Linked DNA regions of Mus musculus: all the other regions are linked to region 1. Evidence: chromatin loops called from intact Hi-C (ENCODE). Cell type or tissue: heart. All regions are shown on one strand.

Region 1 (8,000 bases):
TGCCAAGGCTATTGGCTGCCTTGCACAACCTGACTGTAAGGCTCCGAAGCTGAAGATACCACTTATCTGTGCCATTGAACGCAAAGAAGTTGAGCTGGTGCCCAACTGTGGGTGCTTCATCCCCACCAAGTAGCTGGCAGTCATGGTGCTGGAAGATGCTCCGCAGACTACCAAAGGGGACAGGTGGTCATCCCGATCACCTGGCTGAGACCAGCCTGTAGGATAGACTGGCTCAACACAAACGTTACAGGAGTAGCCAACCACTTTTTTGATTGGCTTTAAGGCCGACCCCATGAGAAGGAACCCATTCCTGACATTGCTGAAGTGCCCGAGAACCCTAGAGGAGGTTTTCCCCCAGCCCTGGGACCTGCTATTAGTCTGGTAAAGAAACGTAGCAGTGAGTTGACTCTTCCTTACGTACTGCTGTGCTCATAGATCAGAAAGCCCGACCCACATCCAAGGAGCTTTAAAGAAGATGGGAATCCACACGGAGAGCTACAACTGGACAGTGTTTAGAGAGTGAGAGACTTTGGAGCACTCAGTCCCAAATGGGCTGTCTCCATCAAACCCCTCCCCACCAGGCTTGGGGAGCTATGCAGAGAGGAGTGGAAAGCTTGTTAGAGCCAGAGGTGACCATGACTCCAAGGAAACAGCGACTCCCAAGCACAACAGGGCTGAGATAAGCTCACAGAGCAGCCAGCAGTGTGCCTAAGACCCTCACAGGTTCCAGACAGATGAGCCCCAGCATGGAGAGAGGGAAGTAGACATGGAGTCCCACTCCTAACCAAGAAGCTATCTGCGATGGATCTCCACTGGAAAAGGGAAAAATCTAAATATAAGGGCAAATATACAGTATTTGCTCTTTGGGTCTAGGTTACCCCTCTCGGGATGCCTCTTTTCTGGCTCCGTCATAATTTCATTTTTAACACCTAAATAATATTCCATTGTATAAGGTCATTATCTGTTCATCAGTTAATGCCCACCTAGGCTGTTTCCAGTTTCTGGTGATTATGAATAGAGCAGCTATAAGCATAGTTGGGTGAGTGTCTCTAGAGTAGGCTGTAGGTCCTTTGGGTAGATGCCCAAGACTGGTCTAGCTGGACCTTGAGGTAGATTTATTCTCAGTCTCCTGAGGAACTGGTTTCCACAGTGGCCATACAAGGTGTACTTCCTCCAGCAATGAAGGAGTGTCCCCTTACCTTACATCCTGGCCTGGAGTGTCCCCTTACCCTACATCCTCGACTGTACACATTGTCATTTGTTGTATTGATATTAATCATCTGACTCTTTCAAATGATGGTGTCTTTTGCCATATGGAAGCTGTTCATCTTCATAAGGTCTCATTCATTGGTTGTTGTTCTTAGTGCCTGTGCTATTGACGTTCCGTTCAGAAAGTCTTCTTCTGTGCCAATGAGTTCAAGCCTATTCCCAACTTTCTCTTTAATCAGTTTCAGGGTATCTGGCCTTACACTGAGGTCCTTGATCCAGCACTATTTGTTGAAGGTGATGTATTTTATCCAGTGTATGTTTTTGGCTATTTATTTATTTTAAAAACTAGGTGACCATAGGTATGTAAAATTATGTCTGGGTTTTCAATCTGATACCATCAATCAATATGTTCATTTTTATGCCAATGCTGTGTGGTTATTACTATATCTCTATAGTACAACTTGATATTGAAGATAGTGTTACCTCAATTGGTTCCTTCATTATTCAGGATTGTTTTAGCTATTGTGGGTGTTTTGTGTTTCCATATGAGGCTTGAAACTGTGTTTTCAGGTTCTGTGGAGAATTATGTTGGAATTTTGATAGGTATTGCATGTAATTTGTAGGTTGTTTTTGGTAGGTATCCGTTTCACAATCTTAGTTCCACTGATCCATGAGCATGGGAGATCTTTCCATCTTCTGATGTCTTCTTCAGTTTCTTTCTTTGAATTCTTAAGATTTTTATTGTGCAAGTCTTTCACTTCTTTGGTTATCCCTCAAACTCTTTTGAGGCTTTTGAAAGGTATGGTTTCCTTGATTTCTTTCTCAATTTTCTCCACCCTACTTTGTTAGCTGGAGTCAGTGTCTCCAGATTACCACTTTCTTGTTGTTTTTCTCCAAATTCCTTGAAGTCAAGCTCGTTTGTCAAACTTCTCAGGAAATAGAAACAATCTGTGTATGCACGGGGATGTTCGTTATCAAGAACTGGCTTGTGAGCCCAAAGGCAGAGCAGTTCTAATATCCATGCTTACAAACTGAGGATCCAGAATATGAGAGCTGATGGTGAGTCTGAGGAAACCCAAGAGCCTGAGGCCAGGGAGACCTATTGGGGTCTGTACTGGCTGGTTTTGTGTGCCAAGTTGACACAGGCTGGAGTTATCACAGAGAAAGGAGCCTCCTTTGAGGAAATGCCCCCATGGGATCCAGCTGTAAGGCATTTTCTAAATTAGTGATCAAGTGGGAAAGGACCCCTTGTTGGTGGTGCCATCCCTGGGCTGGCAGTCTTGGGTTCTATAAGAAAGCAGGCTAAGCAAGCCAAGGAAGCAAGCCAGAAAGGAACATCCCTCCATGGCCTCTGCATCAGCTCCTGCTTCCTGACCTGCTTGAGTTCCAGTCCTGACTGACTTTGGTGATGAACAGCAATGTGGAAGTATAAGCTGAATAAACCCTTTCCTCCCCAACTTGTGTCTTGGTCATGATGTTTTGTGCAGAAATAGAAACCCTGGGTAAGACAGTGTCAGCTCCAATCCAGAGGCTGAGAGCCTGTGAACATAAACAGGTTCAAGTCCAGTGGCAGCCAGTGTCACAGCTTGTCGGGGCTATGTGGGCCATACACTGACTGGATGGGGCCCATGCTGTGTCTCCACCCTTTAACTCTCTACGCCACCACATCAGTCTACACTTAGATTTTCACGTTATCCAGAAACATCCTCCGTAGGAACAGACCCAGTCAAACTGCCGCCCATCCCGCATCACCCCAAACAAGTTTTGTGTCCACTTACACTGAAAAGGTTATTTTCAGAAGTGGGTCTTCAGAATTTCTAAAACTCATAGAATAAGGGGGATTAAAAGTTGTCTAGTTACACACACAAAAAATGACTCATTAAGCAATAATAAAAGTAGGACTTTCTCTTTTTTCCCCCTCAATTCCTCTTAGTTCTTTGAGAATTTTGTACAAAGTTATATCTGCCCCGTCCCCAGCCTCTCCCATTCTCTTCATCCCCTCTTCCCTCTCCACCTAATTTTGCCCCCCTTTTAGTCCACCAAGTCACTGCAGTTGGCACACCCACATAATCTGGTGGGTGCCCACTGGACCGGGGTGCTTTCACTTAGCAGGGCCCACACCCTTAAAGAAGACGGACTCTTCCGCTCCTAGCAGCCATTAACCGCCAATGGCTCCTCCTCAGGTGTGGGGCTCACACTTATCCCCTTTCCACACTGGCGTTCGGTGGGCTTAGGTTTGTGCAATGCTTGAGACCGCTGCCACAGCCACGGGTGAGCTCATATGTGCAGCTGTCCTGCTGTATCCGGATGGGTCTCTTTCCCTTTCGTTATCCACTGCCTCTGGATCTTACAGTCTCTCTGCCTTTTCTCCAGCAGCGGTTCCGGAGATGTCGCTTTTCAGCTGAGCACACACACACACACACACTCTCTCTCTCTCTCTCTCTCTCTCTCTCTCTCTCTCTCTCTCTCTCTCTCTCTCTCTCTCTCTCTCTCTCTCTCTCTCGCTCGCTCTCCTCACAGCCTGGAGGCTCTGTGGGTCTCGGTGTTAATCGCCGCCGTCTATTGTAAAAGAAGCTTCTCTGTTGAGGGCTGACGGACGCATTGATCTGTGGGTATACGTCATTAGGAGCTGGTTTAATACTGTGACCATTTCGCACTGCCCGCTCCTCCCTAGCCCCTGCATCGTCTCCCCCCACCCCACCACCTCCATAGCCTTTCTCAATTTCAAGCCCATTTTCCAAAGACACCTGAATAAACGGCCACTAGAGGGCAGCACCGGCTGCAGTTTCTCCTGAAACCTCTGAACTTTTCAGTGGGGCCAAGGCTGACAAAGGTTGGCTTCTAATTACCACCATACTCATGGTATACAGAGAGATTTTTCTCTTCTTCAGGAATAGTAGGCAATTGAGAGCTTTGTCATAGAGGCAGCTTTTGAGTCAGAATTCGTCTTGACTTTGATTTGATGGAAATGCCCGCAGAAGGGGGACTGGATATGCTTACTGCTTCCTTCCTCGGGCTGATGACACAGAGCAGCCGTGCGTAGCTCTCAAGAGCAAGCTGCATGCCAGTGTAGGTGTGGCCAGAGCCCCAGCTCAGGAGAGTTCTCATTCCAGAGGAGTATGGAGCCATCATCGACAGGACAGACAAGCTAACCCCAAGGCTGAGGTTACCGCAGACAGAAACAGCCAGGCAAAGCCAAGGCTTGGTCAGATCCTACGTTTGTGGTATCAGCTTTACACAGCGACAGGAGCTGGGGTGCTGATCAGGATGCTCACGTTAATTTGGACCTTGAAGTCTCATTGTTTGGTGCCTGGTAACAACAGCCATGGTAAAAGAAGAAAATATTTGTGATACCAGTGACTCAGCATGTTGTAAAATATTGAGGCTGGCTGGCCAACAAGCAAACAGAACAAACGAACCCCCCACAAATACTCCTCCTCATGAGGCCAGCGTTGATGCTGTAGGGCTTAGTGGGCAAAGGCTTGGTATGCAAGTGTGAGACCCTCAGTTTGGACCCCAGGGACCCATGGAAAGCCCCACACGGTAAGACAATCCAGTAATCCCTCTGCTCCTGTGGATGGAGGCAGATGGCAGCGAATCCCCAGAAATTCACAGGCCAGCTAGCCTGTTGTGTGTAGCGGGAAACAACATGAGACTTGGATTCAGTCAAGGTGAGGCAGTTACCTGCAGCTCTCCTCTGATTGTCACCTGTGCACTGGGCACACGTGTGCCTGCACTCACTCATGAGCACACAAGCATGGGGATAAAAACACAAAAATCCTTAGGGAAGCGGTGTCATAATTACATTGGATATGTTCCCTTCTGTGGCAGGTTCCATCCTGCCTCGAATTGGACAGCGTGCGATTACCAAGTGGGAGGGGTCGCCCAATGTTTCCAAGCCCCAGTCTCTATGTAGCCTGCCCAGAGTCCACTTGGCTTGGCTTCTGAGGCCTCACCCTGTGCTCGAAGCATCCTGTCAGCTTCTTCGTGAACCTGGAACCTGCTAGGCAGAAAGACAAAAGGAAATCCTGAGGTCAGCAGAACAAGCCTGCAGAGTGGTTGATCCACTTTCAGAACACGTGGATGGCTGGCGCTATGCTAACTCCGCATTCCGCTATTTTTTGCCAAAGCCCATGACTCTGTAGACTGCAGCTGAGGGTGTTTTGCAGGCAGATATAGCTTTGAGCTCTTTTGTGAGCTTGGCTCTGACTCCAGGAGGTCTTGATGCACACGAAGATCTGAAGAAGAGGATATGCCAAGAGGAGTTATGCAAGCCTTGCAGAAAGAGTGAGACTTCCTACTTGGAGAGTAGAAGGGAGAGGAGGAAGCACAGTAGGACTACAGCTTCCTGGACTCCCCCAGGAGCGGCCATTTTAGGAAGAACAAACCTCTCTGTCTCCACTACTTTTATTTTTTCCCATAAAAAATATTCCATGCATCCATCCATACATGTATGTATACAGGTATGTATGTATGCATGCATGTATATATGTATATATGCAGGTATGCGTGCATAGCTATATGTATGTTCATAGGTATGCATGTGTGCATGTCTGTATGTATATATGTAGATATGATATGTATGTGTGCAGGTATGAATGCATATATACATGTATATATGTATGTCTATATGTATGTATGCAAGTATGTGTGAGCACATGTCTGTATGTATGCATGCATCTCTCTCTCTCTCCACATATATATTTATATATGCAGGTATGCATGCATGTCTATCTGTATGTATGCAGGTATGCATGCATGTAAATATGTGTATATACACAGATATGTATGCATGCATACATGTCTATATGTATATATACAGATATGTACGCATACACATCTATATGTATGTATACAGGTATGCATGTATGCCTATATGTATGTATGCACTTGGAGGTAGCAGTTCATGTGTGGAGGAGTAGGGTCTGAGGATAACTTGGGGCAGTCATTTTTTCTCCATTTTGAGTTTGCAATAGTGGTTTTCCTTGAGCTTCCAGAGTTTTGTTCGATGAGGGCAGATCCCTTTGTCAAGTAAATCAGAGATTTTTATATGTCCCCTTCTCTCCATTCACACTGAGATGGAGAAGAAAGCAAGAATGACAGGTGGCCCCTGTCTTAATTTCCCACAGAGGCAAACGCGTGGCTGGGCACACTCTGTTGCATGGCTTTGGTCAGATGAAGTCTGATTCCTCAGTAGCGGTACTCAGCCAGGTGCAACTCCTCGAGATCTCGCTAGGGAAATTAGGTAGCGTCCTGCCCTCTGACCTGGAAGAGATCAGCAGTTGTGATTCTCCTTCATGGAAGCACAGCCCACTTGGGTTGTTTTTGAGGCTTGGCTTGATCTCACCTGCTGTCTTCATGCTTGTTTGCGTGGGCTGAGCACGGCCCTTACAAAAGAGTCAGCTCGGAGTTTCCTCCAAAGGCACGAATCCCCCACTTGCAGGGTGGTGGCCCTGTCCTGTGATCTTAGTGCTCAGGAAGTGAAGGCAGGAAAATCCAGAGCTCAAGGCTACCCTTGGTCACACAGAGAGTTCAAAGCAAGCCTGGGCTACCTGAACCTTGTCTCAAAACAAACAAACAAACTAAAAAGGGCTGGGAATACAGCTCAGTGGTAACACACTTGTCCCAGCACACAAGGGGCCATAGGTTCAATCCCCAGCACCACAAAACCACAAACAAAACAAAGCAAAGTGAAACAAAAGGCCCTCCTCGTTTTTATGTGTGTGTACGTACGTGTGTGTGTGTGTGTGTGTGTATGTGTGTGTGTGTGTATGTGTGTGTGTATGTGTGTGGTGTGTGGTGTGTGGGGTGTGTGTGTGTATGTGTGTGTACACGTGTGGTGTGTGTATGTGTGTGTATGTGTGTGTGTATGTGTGTGTATATGTGTGTGTGTATGTGTGTATGTGTGAATGTGTGAGTGTGAGCGTGTGTGTGTGTGTGTGTGTGTGAAAGAGAGAGAGAGAGAGAGAGAGAGAGAGAGAGAGAGAGAGATTTAATTTCTTAGGGATGATGGCTACTTCTGCATGAATTCATTATTCAATATATATAACTCTAGTTTAATTTATCTAACTTTCCACATTAACTAGAAGAACAAAAAAAGAACACACTAACATAAAATTTTCAAGTGTCTTTTTCTTTTTTTGAGTCAGCATCTTGTGTAGCTCAGCCTACCCTCAAACTTATAATTGAGGATAACCTTGAACGCTGCTCTTCCTTCCTCTACCTACTGCGTCCTGTGCCACCACACCATGTTTTGTGTAGTGTTGTAGGATTCATAAATGACACTTAAGTGTTCTACCCATGGAGTTAGGCCTCTAGTCTCTAGAGTGCCTATTCGTGTTGCTAGGGTTGGGTTCATTGTCCTCGGATGAATAATTTGTATTGGAAATCTACAAGGGTAGGAAATATCCATCAACTCTTGTGTGTCTGTGTGTGCAAATGCAAGTCCAGGTGAACATATATGCTCGGGTAGAGGCCACGGGCCAACCTCAGGCATTATTCCTAAGGAGGCTGTGGGGTAGCCTCAGGCATTGTTCCTTAGGAGGCCATGGGCTAGCCTCAGACATTATTCCTTAGGAGGCCATGGGCTAGCCTCAGGCATTGTTCCTTAGGAGGCCATGGGCTAGCCTCAGGCATTGTTCCTTAGGAGGCCTTGAGCTAGCCTCAGGCATTGTTCCTTAGGAGGCCATGGGCTAGCCTTAGGCATTGTTCCTTAGAAGGCCAGGGGTCAACCTCAGGTGTTGCTCCTTAGTCATCATCTCTGGCGTTTCTTGAGACAGAGTTTCTCACAG
Region 2 (8,000 bases), 96 kb after region 1:
AAGGACAGCCAATCATTGGAAGCCACATTAAAAAAAAAAAAAAAAAAAAAGGCTGGGTGTGGCCGCAGCTGCTCAGAATCACAGAACTGGGGGGCCAGAGCTACTTGGATCTCTGGGACGCACTAGGCCACTAGCTCAACCTTATTGGATAATTCCAGAACCATGAGAGCTCACACAGCTGTCGATGCGAGTACCCCCAGAACCACACAACACATTGCCCGTGCAGCGGTATAAGGGCCATGTCTGCTATTCACAGTGATGGAACAGAGAGAACCATGTTGCCATGATTTCAACAGTGATATCAACCATCTAACACATCACATTTTAAAGACTGTGCAGGCGATGTGCATCTCGGCTGGGGAGCCGAAAGTAGGGCTAAACAGAAGGCGTGTGGGAAGGCAAGGAAGCAGGCAACCTTTCGAGTACGTTCAGCTCTCTCTCAAAAAAAAAAAAAAAAAAAAAAACCTTTCAGGATACAAACCTCGCCACAACACGGAGATTCCAAGTACCCATCAAACATGCCAGCCTCTCCGAACAGAGCTGAGGCAGTTCCCTAACAAGCAGGAGTGTTCTCAGAACATAAAAATATCAATGCCTTTTTTTTTTTTTTTTTGCCTGTTAACTGTGATTTGAGAATTAGCAACTTTAATTATGAACAAAACAGCAAAGATTAGAAAGCACAGTAAGGCACACGGATGGATGGATGGATGGATGGATGGATGGAAGCCTGTGTTCCATTTCCTTGGCTTGGCTTGCTGAGCCCAGAAATTGCTTGATCTTTCTAAGCCTGCACTTTGGAGTCTCAGAGTGAAAATATTAACGAAGACGAATTGATATAAAAGTGAATAAGTGAATTTGTTTGTTGCTGTAAAATAGATTTATTAACTCTGTTAGTTCTTATTTATGACCTGGTCAGCCTCGCATAATCCTATGATTTATTTAATCAGCATTAGCACAATTACTGGGCGATTAGCGCTAAACTATTTTTCTATGGTAGAATGGCTATTTCCTAGCTGCGTGCTCCAGGTTACTTGCTGTTTGAGTCTCGCACAGGCTGTTTGGGCTCCAACAGTCTGTCCTCAGGGGACATTTCTCCGGCCACATGCTCCTGGTCTATCCTGTCTAATGGAGAAATCCTGCTCTCTCTGTCTTCTTTCTCCTTCTCTCTTGTTCTCTCCCTCTCCCTCTCTCTCTCTTTCTTTCTCTCACCCTACCTGCAACCCTTCCCCAGCCTGGTAGCTGAAGCCCCGCCTACCTCTTCTCTCCACTAATTGGCTGTAGCCGCTTTTATTTAACCAATAACTTTAAATTGGGGAGCAAGGTTTCCACAACAAAGGCTGGTGTATGTGAGGATTCACTTGTCTGAGAGTAACCAGGTCTTGGGGTTCAGAATTCAGCATTTGTATGCACAGCTTTAGACCAATAACCCCCAATATTTGTTGTTGTAACAAAATACCTGCCAAAAAAGGCAGCTTACGGGGGCTCAGAGGTTAAGAGCACTGACTGCTCTTTCAGAAGACGCGGGTTCTATTCCCAGCACCAACATGGCGGCTCACAACCACCCATAGTCCCAATTCTAGGAGATCTAACCCCCTCGTCTGACCTCCATGAACTCATATGCATAAATAAATCTTTTTTTTAAAAAGCAAGTTGCTAAAGAAAGATTCATTTTGACCCACTGTTTAGACAGTCCAGCAGGGTGGGAAGGTGTGGGCGTGTTTACGGTGGCAGGAACATGGCACTGAGACTCCTCACATCAGCGCAGGGCAGAGAGCAGCCGAGGGGGAGATGGACAATTATTTTTCCATACTGTTCTCTTTAGGACCCCAGGATGTGGGACAGTGCTGCTCACATTCAGGACGGGCATCCCCTTCTCCGTTAATCATCTCTGGAACACTCTCACAGACACACCCAGAGCCGTGTCTCCCAGGTGATTCCAAGCCCAGTCATGTTGACAGTGAAGACAACCTTTTGTAAGATAAATGAAATAAAACTCTCAATGTACAGCTGCTCTGGAAACACGAGGATAAACCAAGCTACAAGCTAAGCCATAGCCAAGCCGACAGCCATGAAACTGACTGAGACAGGAATGGGGGTGGGGTGCTGTGGAGGCGCGTCGCTCCTTACCTGGATTTGTGTGAATTCCACTTTGAAATCACGCCTGTGCTTTATATGAGTAGAAATAAAATTGGAAAGAGAAAGCCAATAAGCTTGTGAGGGGAAACCTTAAAATGAAGACACAGACACTAACAGATGCATCTAACGGTACTTCTCATGAATCACACGGGCAGATTGGTGTTGCTGCAGAGAACTCAGCCGGGTAACCTTCTGGTGCCCTACTGTATCAGTCAGGGTTCTCTAGAGTCACAGAACTTATGGGTGGTCTCTGTATAGTAAAGGAATTTGTTGATGACTTACAGTCTGCAGTCCAACTCCCAACAACAGTCAGCAGCAGCTGTGAATGGAAGTCCAAGGATCTAGCAGTTGCTCAGTCCCACACGGCAATCAGGCGAAGGAGAGAGGGAGAGAGGGAGAGAGAGAGAGAGTCTTCCTTCTTCCAATGTCCTTATGTAAGTCTCCAGCAGAAGGTGTAGCCCAGATTAAAGGTGTGTGCCACCATGCCTTTAATCCCAGGTGACCTTGAACTTGGAGATCTCCCTGTCTTAATCTTCTGGAATTCACTAGGCCTCAAGATCTCCATGCCAAGATCCAGATCAGAAACTTTTATCTCCAGCCTCCAGATTAGGATCACTGGTTGAGCCTTCCAATTCTAGATTGCAGTTCATTCCAGATATCGTCAAGTTGACAACCAGGAATAGCCACTACAGGTACTATCATGTCTGTCGACTCGAAGGTAACCCCCCCTGGGAACGAATGCTGAACTTGGGATCGTCACCCCGTGGCCGTCATTCTAAAACCATCTGCCATACGTGCTAACTTTGAACATGCAAGCAAACACTTAGGGTGGGGAGCTAAAAAGAAGCTTGTCATGCCGGCTGGTAATTGACCACAAAATCAAGATGCTCAATTTTTTTTTTACTATTTTATTTATTTATTGTGTGTGTGTGTGTGTATGTATGTGTGTGTGTCCTCATGCCACAGCACACATGTGGAAGTTAAGGAATAACTGGACTGACAAGGAGAAAGGTGGTTGCAGGGGGAGGAGTGTCAGTTTTCTTCTTGGATGTCCCCTGGTAGGCAGAGGGCTGTATACGCCCAGGCACACACAGGCAGCACCAACTCGCTGGTTAAAAAAACAAGTTCATGAAGTTAGAAGGCAGATAGGGTGTGGAGGAGCTGGAGGGGAGGACAGGGTGGGGATATGATCAAAACAGATTGTCTACACGTATGACATTCTCAAATGAAAGCTAATGTGAAGGAACAGGTTGACTAGCAAAGATTTAATGAGTTAGTGCTTAATACATAGAGATGTTGTTATGGGAGAAACTCACTATTTGTATTACAGGAGAATAGTGACTGTTAGGTATAGAAAATCCACAGGATCATTGTCCTCTTAAACTGCAGTGTGGCTGTTCATTTAGGCAAAAGCTATCAGTGGACACGGACACCATGAAAAGACAAGTTCTTGGGGGATGGGGTAGTCACCTCCCAGCTTGCCAGCTTGGACTGTAGTAGAATTGGTCTGTTGTTGGTTCTCCACCCAGGGGGAGTGGACACTTGTTCAGATTCCCTGGAGTAGTCTCACACCACAATATTATCTCAGTGCAGGGTCTCTTGTTAGATCTTCAAGGTCACAGAGATGCACATTCAATGTCAACGCAGGATGCACATTGGACCCAAGCCAAGCTTTGCCCTGACTGATGTGTATAAGGTATGAGATATCTATCTGTTCCTGTTGCATAGGATTGTGTTAGCAAGATCCATAGCCTGGTGTTAGCAAGATCCATAGCCTGGTGTTAGCAGATCTATAGCCTGGTGTTAGCAAGATCTATAGCCTGGTGTCAGCAGATCCATAGCCTGGTGTTAGCAAGATCCATAGCCTGGTGTTAGCAGATCCATAGCCTGGTGTTAGCAAGATCCATAGCCTGGTGTCAGCAGATCCATAGCCTGGTGTCAGCAGATCCATAGCCTGGTGTCAGCAGATCCATAGCCTGGTGTTAGCAGATCTATAGCCTGGTGTTAGCAAGATCCATAGCCTGGTGTTAGCAGATCTATAGCCTGGTGTTAGGAGATCTATAGCCTGGTGTTAGGAGATCTATAGCCTGGTGTCAGCAAGATCCATAGCCTGGTGTTAGCAGATCCATAGCCTGGTGTTAGCATATCCATAGCCTGGTGTTAGCAAGATCCATAGCCTGGTGTCAGCAGATCCATAGCCTGGTGTTAGCAAGATCCATAGCCTGGTGTTAGCAAATCTATAGCCTGGTGTTAGCAAGATCTATAGCCTGGTGTCAGCAGATCCATAGCCTGGTGTTAGCAAGATCCATAGCCTGGTGTTAGCAAGATCCATAGCCTGATGTTAGCAGATCTATAGCCTGGTGTTAGGAGAGCTATAGCCTGGTGTCAGCAGATCCATAGCCTGGTGTCAGCAGATCCATAGCCTGGTGTTATCTGATCCAAAGGTTGTAGTAGTTTTATTGTTTCTCTGGGAAAGAAGGAAAACTCCAGGTTTTCCTGGTTACTGAAGGATATGTTGATTTGGGGAAAAGGTTTTGTCTTTGTGCTTTTGGAAAAGGTGACCCATAGGACAATGCTAACACATCCATAGGATGTGTCAGAGGATCCATAGCATGGTATTAGCAGATCTTCTATAGGATGGTGTTATCCTATCCAAAGGATTAGCAGATCCACAGCTTGATGGATGTCTGAGAGGATTAGCATGTGGAAGATAATCTCATTATGCCTTGAGGTGCCGGGTGAGAACATTATTAAAGCGTAGGCTGTGGCAGAGATGCAGAGCTCTCCCCAGAATCCACTTAGCACCCGTGTGTGGAATGAGCTAGCTCCTGGCACAAGGAGAACACTTTGGTTTTCACTCTCCAGATTTTGCTTGGTGAAAAGTACTCTTCCTCTGTCCTTGTATGAAAACTTCCTCAATAATTTGCTTTCTAATCATTTGTAGGCAATAAAGTCCTACTTGTGATCATTTAAAACTGAAACATGGAATCTAAATTAAAATGATTATAGTCCCAACTGGTTCCCTAGACTTCAAACTTTTACTATGTTTGACATTTATTATTTTAAAATTTTGCTTTTATGAGTATCTGCCTGCATGTGTGTGTGTGTGTGTGTGTGTGTGTGTGTGTGTGTGTGTGTGTGTGTTTTAAAAGAGTTGTGAGACTATGTTTTGGTTATTTTCTTTGCAGCCATGTTGGTCGGATGTGCCCCGCTGGCCCTCACTACCCCACATGTGGCTCCAAGATGAACAGTGGTGCTGTTGCCCAGATGCATGTTAGAAAGAGGAGTGCTCAGGCCACAGCACAGAGACTCACAAAATCAAAGCCTGAATTTTAGGGCTAGGTAGAGGTAGGAGCGTGGATCAGTAAGGTGCTTGCCACACAAGTGTCAGGACCTATATAAGGCTGGGTGTGGTGGCACGCCTGAAAGTTGAGTGCCCAGCAGTGAGGAGAGAGGGAGTTCTCAGAAGCTGGGTGACACTTTCCTCATTGCTATGACAACCTAGACTGACAAAGTGAACTTTCAGAAGGGTTTGCTTGGGCCACAGTTGAGGGGTCAGTCCATCATGGTGCAGAAAGAGGGCATGGCGGCAGGGCCATGTGCCAGCTGCACACTGTATCTTCAGTCTGGAGAGAGAGAGAGGGAGAGAGGGAGAGAGAGAGAGAGAGAGAGAGAGCGCTGGGTTGAGAAACTCCCTCACAGGCACACCCAGAGATTTGTTACTATGGTGATTCTAAGTCCCAGCAAGTTGGCAATCAAGAGGGGTCATCCTGCGGGGTGGGAATGCATGGCTGCAGGGTGCTCTGAAGGGCTGGGAATGTCAGGGGTGCACACCACTCCCACATCTCAGTAGTACAGGAAGCAGAGATGAACACATGTGTTCATAAGGTTTTCTCATCTCCCCTTTGATGTGGCCCAGGACCCCAGCTGTTTCCTGGATCACTGTAGCCCAGAGCAGTCATTTCTCTTTCAAATTAGGTGGCATTTTATCCTTTAGTACTTATCATAGTGTGTGTGTGTGTGTGTGTGTGTGTGTGAAGGTGCACATACAAGAGTGTACATTTGCATGTGGAATCTAAGTGTTGACATCAGGTGATGACATCAGGTGTTGACAACAGGTATTGACCTTCGGTGTTGACCTCCTGTGTTGATGTCAGATGTTGATGTCAGGAGACTTTGTCTATCACTCACCATCTCATCTTTATTTATTTATTTTTTTGATACAGTGTCTCTTCATATATATTCCTGGAACTCACTATGTAGACCAGGCTAGCCTAGAATTCAGAGATCCTCCTTCCTCTGCCTCCTGAATGCTTGGATTAAAGTTCTGTGCCTCTGTGCCTGGCTCCATCTTATTTGAAACAGGGTTTTGCACTGAGCCTAGAACTCTCTGATTCAGCTAGAGTGGCTGGTCAGCAGACTCCTGACTCTTCCTGTCAGCCCCAGAACCCCAGACAAACCAGGGTTTCTCTATGTAAGTGTCAGAGATCAAATGTAAGTCCTCATAACCCAAGGTGGATGGCATTTGAGGAATGATACCCAAGGCTGGCCTTCCATATCCACACAATGTACACCTGTACACACATATTACACACAGACACACAGACACACACACACACACACACACACACACTGAAATTTGCTCCAATGGTTGCAGAGGGTGACAAGTCCTATCTCCAAGATGAAGGCAGGAAATGCAATATCTCAGCTGTGGCCCATCAGCCGGGGAGGGCTAGCCTTGTGTTCTCTTTCAGATTTCAGCTGACTGGATAAGTTTCTTCTCAGGTACTGTGTTAATCTCACCCTCAAGCTCTCACAGAAACATCCAGAATAATGTTTGACCAAATACTGAAGGCTCCTTGTGGTCAAACAACATAAAACTAAATACCACAGTATGTACATATGTGTACATCAACATCAACATACATAATGCACACCATGGACACACGTATGTGCATCTAGTGATTGACATGCTCATCTGGATGTGTGCACAGAGAGACCAGATAGCTCTGTATTACTAAGTGTGTGTGCACGCATGAAGACTGGCACATATGTGCACTGTGTTCAAGAATGTCCACTCAGCAAAAACTTTGCTCTCTGTGCACACACACACACATCCCCTTAAAACAAAACAAAACAAAACAAAACAAGCACACCTAGTAAATGATCAGCCCATAGCATTGTGGCTCACAGTTTGTCAGAAAGAATTTAAATAGAAAATTATGTCTCTAGTCACATGACCTCTTACTACAAATCTCTTGTGAAAAGTTTCTTAAGACAGATTAAGAGGAAGTCATAAATCACTGCTGTAATGTCTGTGCCTTTATCTGCACATGATAGGTGTCTTAGTTCTGCACATGATAGGTGTCTTAGCTAGAGTTTGCTGCTGTGAACAGACACCATGACCAAGGCAACTCTTATAAGGATAACATTTAATTGGGGATGGCTTACAGGTTCAGAGGTTCAGTCCATTGTTAAGACTTGAACATGGCAGCATCCAGGCAGGCATGGTGCAGGCAGAGCTGAGAGTTCTCCATCTTCATCTGAAGGCTGCTGGTGGAAGACTGACTTCCAGAGAGCTAGGATGAGGGTCTTAAGCCCATGCCCACAGTGACACACCTACTCCAACAAGTGACAGAAACATTAGTTTTAAAAACAATGTTTTGTTTTGTTTTGTTTTGTTTTGTTTTGTTTTGTTTTGTTTTTCTGGCCCGTGAGATAGCTAGGGAATAAAAGCATCTGGTGACCTGAGTTTGATCCCTGGGACCACATGGTCAGACAAAATGAGTTCTGCAAGCTGACATCTGACCTCCACAGGTGCCCCGTGGCACATGTGCACTCCCCCATACTCAAATCAATACCTA
Region 3 (8,000 bases), 110 kb after region 1:
GAAATGAAATTATGAAATTCATGGGAAAATGGATGGCTCTGGAAAATATCATGTGAGGTTAACCAGAGCAGAGAAAGAGAAATGATGTATATTATCTCTCATATGTGACTCCTAGATTCTAGAGAGAGTGTGTGTATGTGTGTGAATATGTGTTTGTTGATATGTGTGTGTGAATGTGAATATGTGTGTTATGTGTGAGCGTGTGTATGTGTGTGAGTATGTGTATATATGTGTATGAGTGTGAATATGTGTGTACAAGTGTGTCAATGTGTGTATATGTGTGTATTGTGTGAGTGTGTGAATGGGTGAGTGTATGGGTATGTGTATGAATATTTGTGTGTGTATAAATATGTGTGTGTGAGTGTGTATGAATATGTGTATGTGTGAATATGTTTATGTGTGTGTAAATGTATATATAAGTATGTATGTGTGAATTTGTGTGAGAGTGTGTGATTGTGTGTATATGTGTGTGAGTGTGAATATGTGTGTATATGTATGTAAATGTGTGTATGTGTGAATGTGTGTTCCTAGAGGTCAGAGAATTTGCAAAGGCCCCCTGAGAGGTAAAGTGGCTCCCTGTTGGCCAGCAAGGGGGCGTGGCTCCCCAGCAAGGGGGTGTGAATCCCCAGTAAGGGGGCAGGTGCAAGAGGTAAACACTGGCTGGTTTTCACCACCCTGCCCATCTCATCTTCTTGGCTTACAAACTGTTGGAATACCCCAGTCTTTGTTCCTTGAGATGGCTCAGTGATAAAGGGTACCTGGTGACCTAGCATTTAATCTTTGCACATGCTGTAAGAAGAGAACTGTGCTGGCTGGTTTTGTGTGTCAACTTAACACAAGCTGAAGTTATCACAGAGAAAGGAGCCTCCCTTGGGGAAATGCCTCCATGAGATCCAGCTGTAAGGCATTTTCTCAATTAGTGATCAGGGGTGGGAGGGCCCATTGTGGGTGGTGTCACACCTGGATTGGTGATCCTGGGTTCTATAAGAAAGCAAGCTGAGCAAGCCAAGGGAAGCAAGCCGGTAAGTAACATCCCTCCATGGCCTCTGCATCAGCTTCTGCTTCCTGACCTGCTTGAGTTCCAGTCCTGACTTCCTTTGGTGATGAACAGCAATGTGGAAGTGTAAGCTTATTAACCCTTTCCTCCCCAACTTGTTTCTTGGTCATGATGTTTGTGCAAGAATAGAAACCCTGACTAAGACAAGAACCAACTCTCAAATGTTGTCTAGTTCCTTAGGGTTTCTATTGCTGGATAAGACACCATACCCATGGGTGCTCTTACAAAAGAAAACATCTAACTAGGGCTGGCTTACAGGTTCAAAGGTTTAGTCCATTACTGTAGTGGCAGGAAGCATGGTGGTGTGCAGGCAGACATGGTGCTGGAGAGGTAGCCGAGAGCTCTGCATCTGGATCCACAGGCAACGGGAAAAGAGAGTGACACTGGGCCTGGCTTGGGCTTCAGAAACCTCAAAGCCCACCTCCAGGGACACACCTCCAACAAGGGCATACCTACTTCATGGTCACTGCTCCTAATAGTGCCACTCCCTATGAGCCTATGGGGGCCACTTTCATTCAAAACCTCACACTTCCACGTGCATGCCTTGGCATCTGAATGCCCATGAACACATACAATAAATATTTAAAAATCATTGCAGCCTTTACAGTGCGTACAGACTGGATTTGTTCAAGAAGTACATAGGTATTTTATTTTTATTTTATGAGTATTTTGCCTGTATATAGGTCTGCCTGCTATTTGCACGCCTTCTTCATGTGGTCAGAAGGCTTCGGATTCCCTGGAATTGGAGTTACAGATAGTTGTGATCTGACATGTGGGTGCTGGGACTCAAACTCTGGTCCTCTGAAAGAGCAGACCGTGCTATTAACTCATGAGCCATCTCTCCAGCCCAGGGCAGGGGGATTTTGTTGGGTGATGTAACATGCACTCTGGGAAACAGAAGACTGAACTCAGTCCTGGAATCTTGTAATTCCAGCCTAGGGGATGGTGCCGCCCACAGCTGACGGGTCTCCCCATAATCAAGATAATCCTGCGGTGGAATGCCCAGAGGACCACCTCGTAGGTGGTTCTAGTTTGTCTCAAGTTGACAGTTGCAATTGATCATCACAATCATAACACATAGCTTTCCCCCAGAGAGAGCACACTTTGGTTGTGCTCAGTGGCAGGAGCTGAGACACTGGCAGACAAAGGTAGGAGGGAGTCTTGTGAACGGTTGAATGTTGGACTGTGTGGATACTAACCGGGCCTACATAAACAGATTTAGAACGGAAAATAAGTAAAATGTACACAAAATAAGCTTTCTTTCATTTTAGCAGTTTAAAAATCCCTCAAGGGAGGAAACCGTTTCTTTAGAGAAACCAATTTAATGCCTTACACGTTCTTAATTTTCCTCCCTCGTTGCTCCGCAAAGGCGCTTCCCCCCCCCCCCATCTACCTTGCATGCATTTACATAGGACACGACCTCAGCTCATTGACCTATGAGATTTAGAACTGAGATTTAGATTTTGAAATCACCGCCGTAGCGCTATAGAAGCTTTATTCTGACGGAGTCGCTGCTGCCAGGCAGTTGACACTGACAGGTGTTCCCCAGTCGACGCTGCTGAGGCTTAAGTAGTTGGTCTCAATATCCGGGGCCCTGGGCTTGCTGGATGAGCAAGTGCGGCCCTAGATTGCAGGACAATCTCAACTCCTTGTCATCCTTTGGGGACCATGGACTGCAAGCACGCGCCCCAGAGCACTCCTCACTGGCAGTATTCCAGGACTCACTATCCCAGAGGTGCAGCGGTTATGGGGGCGCACACAGGATTAGAACCCCCTGAGCCAAGTGCGAGGTAGTCAGTGTGTGTTGAATGAGCGAGCGTGGCTAGCTCAGTAAATTCCCTGGAGAAGAACGTAATCCAGACCGGAATCACAACGGTGCCTTAAAAATACCTTGGGGTGGGGGGCAGTGAAGTGAAAGATGTTGATGCAGGCGGGCCACGAGTCTTTGGTGAGGCTGGAGCCAGCAGGTCGCGCTGTTCCTAGGACTAAGAAGGCCCAGGTTGCGGTGACCCATCCTTCAAGCGGGCGGGTCTCCAAGGATGCAGAGCCTGACTTCAATACTAGGGATGACCTGAAGCTAGGGCTGGTTGAGTAGGGGTGCTCACGATCGCGACCCCCGCACCGCACTGCGCCGCAGCCCGCAACGACCCGGGTGCGCGCAGCCCCAGCCCCGCCTCTTCCCTATGCGCCCCGCCCCTCCCGGCGCGTGCCACCCGCGCACCCGGGGAGCTCGCGAGGAACCCGCGGGGTAGGCGGCCGGTGTCCCGGCGCAGGCGCGCTGGTGTCGCCGCCGCTCCCGCCAGCCGCCCCGCACGCGCCCCCGCCCCGCCTCCGCACGCGCCGCCGCCCCGGGCGCCTGTGATTGGCGGTCAGCGGGGCCCGCAGGTGGCGGCGGCCGCAGTGGCTTGGGCTGGCGCTGGCTGGGAGCCTGGAGCGGGCGCCTCCCTCGCGCCGCGCGCCCTCGTCCTGCCCGCGCTGCCCGGCTCCCGCTGTGACTGCGGCCCCAGCTCGGGCGCACCGGCGATCTGCAGCCTCGGGATCGCGCGCTGGACGCAGGCTGCGGCAGGTGACCCGGGGCCATCCGAGGCGCGGTGGCTGTGAGCCTGGCCGCCATCCATGAGCTCCGCCGCGGACCCACTCCAGGCCGGCCACCCCGGGTGAGTCCTCCAGCTCTCCCCTCCGCGCCCGCAGCTCGATGCCATGCTTCCCTGCCACGTTGCCGCAACTTTTGGGGTGGGTGTCTGAAGATGTCGCGCGCGCGGTCCCCCGCACCTGGTGCGCGTCTGGGGCCAGGGCTGCGGGACATGGCCAGCCTGCCTGTGCGGAGGGGACGGTGGGGTCTTGGACTTAGCCTCGACAGAGTCAGATCCGCCTCTTTCCGTGGCTACGGGGGCGGGAGCTGACCCCTGCGTTTCCCCGATGGCCACGTAGCGCTCGGGATGCGGTGCGCCGCGCACCTTGCTAAGGGATCCGCGCACCGGCGGGCGCCTCAAACCACCCGGTGCGCACCCGGCAGCTGGCCAGCATGGACCACGTGACTCTTTTAGACTCTTAATGTTTGTAAAATGGGGCTAATTAGGTACTCGCCGAAGGTCATGGCCAGGGCACAGCGTTAACCCCCAAGGCAGACTGCGTCTGGGCTCAGCCCCGGGTTGCCTGAGGAGGAGAGGTGCGCTGGTGAGGCAGGCACTGGGCGAGGTGTTCCTTCGTCCTGCTCTCTTTCTCGGTTCCTCCTATCTTCAAAGACAGGAGACTTGTTGAGGTTTCGAGCTCATCCGCAGGGTCTCAATAGCGGTTTCGGGGGGTGGGGGGGTGGTTAACGTCTGGCTGTCTTCCGTGTGAGCGTGCTGTGGAGCATTTGTGTGGTGGGAACGCTCACAGTTGCCGCATCCGAGGTTCCATCCTCTTCTAGTCACTCAATTGACTGATGTTTCTGCAGAGTGTGGAGTCGAGGACTCTGCTAAGCGCCAGGGCTTACATAGACTGTGTTTGGCTTCTGGTCTCCCAAATAAACCTTGTCCTCAGGACGTGTGTCCCAGCCACTCTTCCAAGACACACCAAAGGGAGGGAGCTGACACACCGAAAAGCAGCTTTCTCTGAAGATCTCTCCCATCCGCTAAAATTCCTTGAAAATGGACTACATTTCTATCCGCCCCACCCCTTACCTATAATATACATTTTGTTTATTATCTTGAGACTTTCCCAGGGACGGGAGAGAGATTGTTCCTCCTGCCCTGCCATTTCCCTGTTCCCACATGTCCTTCTCACCCTCTGACCTCCAGCTGCAGTTTTGATACTCAGTGATGACACTGTTACACATAGTCCTGGGATAATTGACAGGCGTTTTTTTTTTTATTTCTTTCTTTCTTTCTCTCCCCCCCACCTCCCCGCTCCTGGGGCTCCCGGGGTACGGTGTGAAAAAGCGCTGGGGTTGTGGTACCAGGTAGAGGGAAGATGTTGTAAGGGATCTTTCGGGAGGAGTGGTATGGAAATGAGGTGATTTCAAGGATTTGACAGCAACATCAGGACCCTGTTTGCAGATCTAAATATCTTTTTCTAGAGATATTTAGTTTTGGTAAAGCTTTGAAGACTGCTTTCCATCTTCAGATTGGAATCCAGTGGGTAGCTGTTTTCCTGATCTTCCCCCCACCTATGGAGGGGGTGCCTCTGAACTAGAAGTTGTGTCTCTTTAGCTGGGGACTCTCTGGAGGTCTAAGGAGAAATTGCCTCCCCTCCTCCTCCCCCCTCGTGGTGTATGGTTGTTTCTGGGCATGTGTGTGTATATATAGTCAAGCATGTATGTCTCTCTGAAGATGATGTCTGTGGCAGGAGTCTTTTGAGATCTGGATTTTATCTTTCTGTGTGGGAGAGGGAAGGATGGAATTCACTCGAGTTTGGGAAAATGTCCTGCTAGCCACATCTGGTGTTAAACTAGCAGTCTTGTAGATCATGTCCGGGGTGGGGTGGGGTGGTGGTGAGGTGGTGGTGAGGTGGTGGTGAGGTGGGGGAGTGGGGTAAGAAAACATGACAGTGAGTTGGTATTCAGGGAAAGCAGAACTCAAGGTCTTCAGCCCTTGGTCAATTTGTCTTAACATGTTATTAAAGTATAATTACAAAAAGTTTTATAGCTCAAAAGTGTATATTTAGGGCTGGACAGACAGCTCAGCAGTTAAGATCACTGGCTGCTCTTGCAGAGGACCTGGGTTCGATTCTCAGCACCTGTGTGTTGGCAAATAACCATCTGTAACTCCAGTTCCAGGGAATCTGACATCCTATTTTGACCTCTGCAGGCACAGAACACACATGGCACACATATATACACCCAGGCATGTATACACAGATAAAACAAAATAAAGTGAGTAAATATTTAGAGTGTATATTTGATGGATTTTAATAGACAAGCCACACCTGTGTATCTGGTGTCCAGACTAAGAACAAAAAGCTTCGTAGTTTCCCTGTAACTCATGAAAGGCAGCAGCCCCAGAGGCAGCTATCACCTTGTTTAGTTTGGCCAGGCAACATTCACTTCATCTTTATCCCATCATTTGCCTATCAAGCTGAAATAAGAGCTTCCTAGTTCTATGTCCTTTAAGACAGTGTCTTACCTATAGCTCAGGGTTCATGGGATTCTCTACATAGTCCAGGCTGAACTCAAACCTGTGGTGTTCCCCTGCCTCAGACTCTGGAGTACTGGTATTAATGGTGTGAGCCATCTCTGGCTTAATTTTTTTTTAAACCTTCCTTTTTATCGAGCTCAAACCAAGAGTCCTTTATCTACGGCAGACAACTAGTAGAAAAAGTCTCATCTTAGGCTCTGGGTTGGCTGTCCCCCATCCACGAATGATCAGTGTTCTTTGATTGGGGTGATGGGAGACCCCGGGTATAGCAGTGGGGTTCAGTTTACTCCCTGTATCTCTCTCTCATCTTAAGTGGTGTGATATAAATGAAAAATATGAATGGCTTTATTTCTAATTCCTCAAAGTCAAAAGTTGGATGGAATCATAACATTTCAACTCATCTACGACCTGTTGGGGCTGTTGCCTCATAGTGGCCACATGTTAGCTGGAGAACCCAGACACCCACCATCACGACAGGGATAAAATCCAACAGCCCAGGATCTCCAGAAACAAATAATGTTCATAAATAATGTTTTCTGCTCTCTGATCGGAAGGCCCCTTTTGGTCCCTACTACTAAGTCCATGGATAGACTCCATCTGGGGTTTGGGAGCTGTTTTGTGATCTGGGCCAATGCTGCCTTTTCCTCAGTCCTGTGGAACTATGGTGGCACATCCTTGGGGTATTAAAGAAAGCTTGGCTAGGTATGTGTGTTATATATCAACCTAGAATCCCCCAACAGTTTGAAGGTTCTCTTTCATAAGGCCAAATGGCTTCTTTCACAGAGCACTATCTATGGTGAGTTTTAAGGAATGGATAGGTTACTGGGATACGTTCAGCATCTTGCAGGGAGAGTTCAAATCAGGAGGAGGAGGAGGTGAGGATGTGGGATCTGGCGTGGAGAAGGCTAAGTGAGGCAGCCCCCTGTAGATGCCTGTGCCGATGAGTGTTGTCAAGTCATCAGAGGCTGTTTGGAGTGCTGTGTTCTTTTGGTGACTGTATTCTTTCTCACCACTGTGACAAAACTCCTTCTGAGAGCAATTACGGAAGGAAGGATTTGTTTTGCTCACAGTCCCAGGACGCTCGCTGTCATGACTGGGTAGGTATGGCTGCGGGATCACGGATGTAAGGTTGCTGTCTTAGTGAGGGTTTCTACTCCTGCACAAACATCATGACCAAAAGCAAGTTGGGAAGGAAAGGGTTTATTCAGCTTACATTTTCCACATTGCTGTTCATCACCAAAGGAAGTCAGGACTGGAACTCAAGCAGGTCAGGAAGCAGGACTGATGCAGAGGCCATGGAGGGGTGTTACTTACTGGCTTGCTTCCCCTGGCTTGCTCAGCTTGCTTCTTTATAGAACCCAAGACTACCAACCCAGGGATGGTCCCACCCACAATGGGCCCTCCCACCCTTGATCACTAATTGAGAAAATGCCTTACAGCTGGATCTCATGGAGGCATTTCCTCAACTGAAGCTCCTGTCTCTATGATAACTCCAGCCTGTGTCAAGCTGACACACAAAACCAGCCAGCACAGTTGCTGATCTCACATCTGCATCCACATCAGGAAGTGGAAAGATGATGCTGGTGCCCCACCCAGTTTTCTTGGGACCCCAGTTCATGGTACAGTGTCACTCACTTTCAGGTTCGCTTTTTCTTCTTCAGTTAAATGTCTCTGGAAACACCCTCGACAGACAGGCCAGAGCTGTGTCTCCCGTGTTTCCAAATGAGGTGCAGTTGACATTGAAGATGTAGCACGTGGAGGTGAGAATGGGCAGTGCTTGGGTGCACTGGGTACTGTACAGTGCCTTCCTCTTTCCAGGTCTGAGA

Evidence for each region. Hi-C counts contacts between places; a loop is a spot of excess contacts. Peaks named below come from ENCODE experiments on the same cell type or tissue, not always from the same donor. Only the 100,000 strongest peaks of a DNase experiment are listed, where the experiment ranks them.
Region 2: it touches region 1 in a loop (2.7-fold over the local background); 3 of 42 quality-filtered maps call a loop at or near these places.
Region 3: it touches region 1 in a loop (3.0-fold over the local background); 6 of 42 quality-filtered maps call a loop at or near these places.

The regions. Positions count from the first base shown.
Region 1 is chr9:120,187,626-120,195,625 of GRCm38, forward strand. No RefSeq gene overlaps it. Among named protein-coding and RNA genes, the nearest start is that of Gm38642, 23 kb to the right of the region's middle. In heart, a CTCF peak has its summit at 3,996 (motif pointing right); no DNase peak of the experiment used is centred here; H3K4me3 peaks cover 912 bases; H3K27ac peaks cover 686 bases; H3K27me3 peaks cover 1,603 bases.
Region 2 is chr9:120,283,370-120,291,369 of GRCm38, forward strand. No RefSeq gene overlaps it. Among named protein-coding and RNA genes, the nearest start is that of Myrip, 17 kb to the right of the region's middle. In heart, no CTCF peak of the experiment used is centred here; no DNase peak of the experiment used is centred here; H3K27me3 peaks cover 1,072 bases.
Region 3 is chr9:120,300,487-120,308,486 of GRCm38, forward strand. Myrip (myosin VIIA and Rab interacting protein) reads left to right here and starts at 3,587. Exons shown (of 17, transcript NM_144557.5): 1 at 3,587-3,714. In heart, a CTCF peak has its summit at 3,026; DNase peaks (open chromatin) are centred at 3,055, 3,425 and 3,935; H3K4me3 peaks cover 2,200 bases; H3K27ac peaks cover 555 bases; H3K27me3 peaks cover 6,666 bases.